2 separate regions of the Homo sapiens genome follow, and region 1 is linked to region 2. Evidence: chromatin contacts called from ENCODE Hi-C or POLR2A ChIA-PET data. All regions are on one chromosome and are shown on one strand. Each heading gives the region's core, a stretch centred on a gene start or an enhancer-like site at or near the end of the contact. The rest is flanking DNA. Distances are from core to core; before and after follow the strand shown.

Region 1 (2,700 bases), core at 1-2,500, 680 kb after region 2:
TGCTTAATGCAATCTTGAAGCAGACAAGTGCCCAGTACATGTTGGTGGCAGTTAGATGTAGAAAAGGGATCATGACAGAAGACTTGTTAACTGCCTCCAAATAACGCAAAACTTAGCATTACCTGGAAGTTTACCGTGGCTCAGACTCCAGTTTGATAACTTACAAAAGATTCAAGTATATAAGCATGAATGTCAGTTTATTCACTGCCAGACTTAATTCATCTCTTTTCCCTACCCCACATCAGGAAATGTATCTCCTGAGATCCTCTCCTGAATATTAATGGACAAACTCCATCAATATCTCATTACTATTTTTTTGACACAGGGTCTCACTCTACTGCCCAGGCTGGAATGCAGTGGTGCGATCACGGCTCACTCCAGGCCCAAGCGATCACCTCAGCCTCCCGAGTACCTGGGACTACAGGCATGCGCCACCAGGCCCGGCATTTTTTTTTTTTTTAAATATTTGTAGAGATGGGGTCTCCCTATGTTGTTGCCCAGGCTGGCCTGGAACTCCTGGGCTCAAGCCATCCTCCCACCTCCCAATCCCGGTGCTGGGATTACAGGTATGAGCCACCGAGCCTGGCTGCAGTATCTTATTTTTTAACTCTGTTCAACACTGACCCCACACCCCTTTAGATGCTCGCACCTATACGCTCTACCTTTCACACATATTTTTCAGATTAAGCAAAATACAATTTATTCCACTGAATAGAAAACGTTGCCTTCCATATCTGTCTTTGAATTTGTAGTCGTTCCGATTATAATTTGAGTTCTCAAACATTTGAATTACACAGTCTCTTGGTTCACTCCGACAGGTGTTTAAACAGGTGTGCGTAGGTCTTTCTACTTCAGCTCTCAGAGCCGGTCTTGTTTGCAGGTTAGTGGGTGGCGCACCTCGCGGTTGCTCCCACCCCACCCTTAGTAACAGGGTTTGAGTAGGACCCTGGGGTGGGGGAGTGGATGCTGCTGTTTCAAGCTCGTTCGCCCAAATACATCTTTCTACCCACCTTCCCTATCGTCAGAGAGGTGGCCTGACCCCAGCACGTGCAAGCTTGTCAGGCTGGGTAAGTTCCAGAACCTTCTGGAGCCAGGATTCTCTTTCCCAGCCCTGGGCCCTGAGCTCGGCGGATGGGATCTGCGAGGCTCGGGGCGCAGGGGAAATGGGGGCGTGTTCCTTTAAGGCGGAACCAGGCGGGGAGTGGGACGTCCCCCGCGGGCACAGCCCGAGCCGCACCTGGGGCCCAATTAGCCTGGAGCGCGGCCGGGTGTGTTGAACGTAGCAACCGCGGGCGGCGGGCGGCGGGCGGCGGGCGTCTGGGGCGGGCGGCGGCCGCGCTTCCCGGGGCTCCTGGCCCTTCGGCCCTCGGGGGTCTCACGGCGCTGGGACGAGGCGGGGCTGCTCTCCGCAGCCGGGGCGCTCGGCGGACGGACCCGGGCCGGGGAAGGGCGACCCCAGCGGCGCGGAGCTGAGCGTCCTCGGGGAGGAGAGGGAGCCAGGGGCCTCCGGGGCTCCGGGTGCGGGGACCTCAGGCTCCTCGCCCCGGCCCGGGCCGCCTCGGCCGGATCTCCGCGGTCTGAACTCTCGGGCGGCGGCGAGGACGGCGTGTCCACTGTCGAGGCATGAAGGCTGCTGTGCTGGACCTTGGGTCTCTCTTGGCCAAACTCTTCGAGACCTCGACGGCGCCCCCCGCAGGCCCCTCCTCCAGACCCTCGGGAGGTGCTGCCGCTGCAGGGTCGGGGGGCTCCAGGGCGGGCACCCCGTTGGGTACCGCCCCGACCCTCCTCCGCGCCCTGGCTCCGGACTCCCCCTCCGCCTCGCGGCGGTCGCCCGCCCCGCTGCTCTCCTCCCCCTACTCCCGGGGCTCCGCCGCCAGCCGCGCCGCGGGAGCAGTGGGGACCCTGCTCTCTTGGCCCAGTAGCCCTAGAGCGGGTAAAGCCCCGCCCCAGCCCCCCACTCCCTCCGGCGGGGGCTGCTCCCCTGCTCGCCTGGTGGTCCCAGCGCGGCCGCCCTCGGGCCCCGGCGGGGTCTGGGCCGCGCTCCCCAGGAACCCGCTCCAGCCTGGCCCCGGAGAGCGAGAGCTCGGCGCCTGCGTGGCCCCCGGGGCTGGCCCCAGAACCCTGTTCCTTACGCTGCCTGACATCGGCGAGGAGGGGGCCTCGGACGGCGACTCCGGGGATGGCGAAGCGTGAGTAGCAGCGTGGTCCGGGCGCGTGTACCTTTTGCCGGGACCCCCGACCCCTCCGCCTGCCGCACTCACCTTCGCAGGTGCACTTCAGGAAATGAAATATTTGTAGTAACTTTCATAACCCCCTGGGCACCCTCCTTGCACGTTTCCTGGGTTTTTACTCCTTGGCTTTGCGGGCTTTCAGACATAAGCTGTGACATGCTTTGTCCAGCTTTCTCAGAGTGAATCCTAAGGGGCCTTGAAGGAAGGGACAGAATTTTGTTTCTCTTCTACCAGAAGCATTGCTACTTAGAGTGTTTGTTTGGTTTTCTTAAGGACTTTTTGAAGTCCCTTTCTTTGTCTCAGAATATAGCAGGTGTGCAGGGAAACCGAATACACACGTCTGCAGCAAGTGTTTTAAGAAGTGGTGAGACCTGGTGCTTTCCTAATGTCTAAGGACCAGTCCCTAGTCTTATCCTAAGTGGGATGGGTCTCCTTTGTGTGACATCTAGTTAATTTACATATGCATGAC
Region 2 (2,700 bases), core at 60-2,559:
GAGGCTGAGATCTGAAGGGTGAGTGAAGGTGCAATAGCCCATTCCAGGCAGGGCCATCGATGAGTGAAGATCTGCTTAAAAGACCACTTAGGTGACTACCCCAGATGGATAGATCTCAAGGCCAAGGATGGTAAGAGTGGCGACAGTGACAACAGACAGACATTTAGAAGTAGCATCTATAGGACTTGATTATTGACTGCATGTCGGGGAGTTGAGAAGAGGGAGATGTCAAGGATGATTTCCAGGTTTTGGGCAGGCACAACAGGATGTATGGTGGTGCCATCTACAGAGTTGGGGGTTCCTGGAGGAAGAGCAGGTGTGGGCTGTGGGGAAGTGGAAATGCTCAGTTTGGAACTTGCTGAGCTTGAAATACATATGAGCTATCCAAGTGGAGGCACGGTTAGCAGATTTGTGGGTCTGGAGCTCAGAAGAAAGGTCTAACTTAGAGATAAAATTTTAGGAGAACGCATAGGGTGTAAAGCGTCCCTGAAGAGCACCACCATTTAGGATAGGGATTGGAGAACCTTGCTGAGCAATGAGACAGGAGAGAAACCAGGGGAGGGAAATACCACGGGAACTAGGGGAATATAATATCCGAAGAAAGTTGCGCCTGTCCCAGGTTAAGCCCTTCTTGCAAGGCTTCAAAAACGCCGAAGTCTCTCAAAATACTTTCACACAGAGAAGTAGCAGGGGGTGCGTGTCCAAGGTGGCCGAGGCGGGGTGCACACTTGTGTAGGGCACTTTCCCCCCGGCCCAGCGCGGAGACAGGCGAACTGGAGAGCCGCCCTGCCCACGCAGCTCGCAGCTGCCATCTTGGACCCCGGCAGGACCAGCTCCTTTCAGGCGCTGTGAAGCCCGCTCGTGGCGGCTGCCAAAGTCCGGGGAAAAACACAGGGGTCGGTGACGAGCAGAGATACTCACCATGTCCGCGACGTGGCGGTGACACGGGCGCTGACGCCTGCCCAAAAGTTCCGGGGGCCGGCCCTGAAGTGGTGTCACCGCACGGCCCAGGGGCGGGGCCCGGGCGGACCAACTACAACTCCCGACATGCTCGGCGGCATGACGTCACGGAGCGTACCACACCGCAGTCCCTCGCGGACGGCGAGGCGGGGCGGGTAGCCGAAGACTTATGTTTGGTAAATTCTATTAGTTAAGTCTTTTCTGTCCTACAGAAGCTCACACATCCTTCTGTGTGTTCTTCGATGCGGATTCGAATCTCCTCGTATCCTCCCACAGCGTGCTTGGAATGGATTCTCCCGTACCCGGGGCAACACATCACACAATAAACGCCAGCTGTGGTGGAACGTGCAGAGGCGCTGCGCAGCCCAGGCGTGTCGCGCGCTTGGGAACCCTCGCCGCTCCCGCAGCGCAGTTAACGTGGACAAGCTGGGGCAACCTGGACGAGCTGGGGCAACCTGATCTCGGCTGTCGGAGTGGGTGTCCTCAAGAAAGGTGACTTGGTCCTCGCGGACGCCAGGTGTTGCCCCTTAGATACCTGCCACCTCCCAGCCTCCGTTTCCTCTCTGGGAAACAGACTCCTCATCACCTCCTCCAGTTTTCTGCCCCTTCTTCACCTCTCCTGACGCTCCATCCGTACCTTTTGCAAGGGAACGTGCCATAATTCGGCTATGCTCTATTTTCTTGTCTAATAGATTGTAAGCTCCTTGCGGGCAGCATCTATGCCTTCTTAAATCTGTTTCTAGTTTCTACCAGCAAGCTTGCCCCGAAGGGGATTGCAGAATATCTGTTAAATAAGTGAATGAATAATTTTGTAAATGTTGCTCAATAAGAGTTAAGTAGTGGCGGGCCGGGCGCGGTGGCTGACGCCTGTAATCCCAGCACTTTGGGAGGCCAAGGCAGACGCATCACCTGCGCTCACGAGTTCGAGGCCAGCCTGGGCAAAATGGTGAAACCCCTGTCTCTACTAAAAATACCAAAAAAAAAAAAAAAAAAAAAAAAAAAAAAAAAAAATAGCCGGGCATGGTGGCGGGTGCTTGTAGTCCCAGCTACTCGGGAGGCTGAGACAGGAGAATCGCTTGAACCCGGGAGGCGGAGGCTGCAGAGAGCCAAGACAGCTCCACTGCACTCCTAGCCTGGGCAACAGAGAGAGACTCCGTCTCAAAAAAAAAAAAAAATTAATAAGAAAAAAGTTAAGTGATGGGAAAGTTCTAGGCAAGAATTTCTTCCCTCCCTCCTCCCTGGCTCGCTTGTGTGCCGGGAGCTGCGCAGATGCGGGGATACCGTGAGAGGGAGGAACCTGTCTCAGCTCCTGCCCTTGTGCCGTGGAGCTTTGAAATATAAGGTAAATGAAAGTACTAAATCTTGACTGAAGTTTGGTTTTAAAGCATCTCTGATTAATGGAAGAGGTAGGATGTGGGGAAGGGCGTTGTATTTAGTTATGTTTCAGTTTAAAATGAATCTTCACTTGCCCCTTTGGTGTTACGTATTAGCAATGATTCATGCTCAGGTGAGCCAGTTTCAGGCAGGCTTGCAGAGAGGCACTCAAACAGCTTGCTTTAAATTTAAGGTAAAAGGCCGGGCGCGGTGGCTCACGCCTGAAATCCCAGCACTTTAGGAGGCCGAGGCAGGTGAATCACTTGAGGTCAGGAGTTTGAGACCAGCCTGACCAACATGGTGAAACCCCGTTTCTACTAAAAATACAAAAATCAGCCGGGCGTGGTGGCAGGTGCCCGTAGTCCC

Evidence for each region. A loop is a pair of places that touch in the nucleus more often than their neighbours do. ChIA-PET counts read pairs that join two places held with the same protein, here RNA polymerase II (POLR2A). Pooled maps may share reads with other maps.
Region 1: a loop to region 2 is called in a pooled map, with 4 times the contacts of the local background. The contact joins the promoter of FAM149A here to the promoter of CFAP96 in region 2. A Hi-C loop is called at or near these places in 1 of 50 pooled maps. POLR2A ChIA-PET finds 5 or more read pairs at or near these places in 3 of 52 experiments (CD4-positive, alpha-beta T cell, WTC11 and activated CD8-positive, alpha-beta memory T cell).

The regions. Positions count from the first base shown.
Region 1 is chr4:186,103,454-186,106,153 of GRCh38, forward strand. It overlaps FAM149A (family with sequence similarity 149 member A), which reads left to right and starts at 1,251. Exons shown (of 14, transcript NM_001395294.1): 1 at 1,251-2,189. The coding sequence starts at 1,624. RefSeq lists a silencer at 1,171-1,230.
Region 2 is chr4:185,424,945-185,427,644 of GRCh38, forward strand. It overlaps CFAP96 (cilia and flagella associated protein 96), which reads left to right and starts at 1,310. Exons shown (of 8, transcript NM_001114357.3): 1 at 1,310-1,452. UFSP2 (UFM1 specific peptidase 2) reads right to left here and starts at 1,020. Exons shown (of 12, transcript NM_018359.5): 1 at 922-1,020. The coding sequence starts at 924. RefSeq lists enhancers at 784-893, 964-1,323.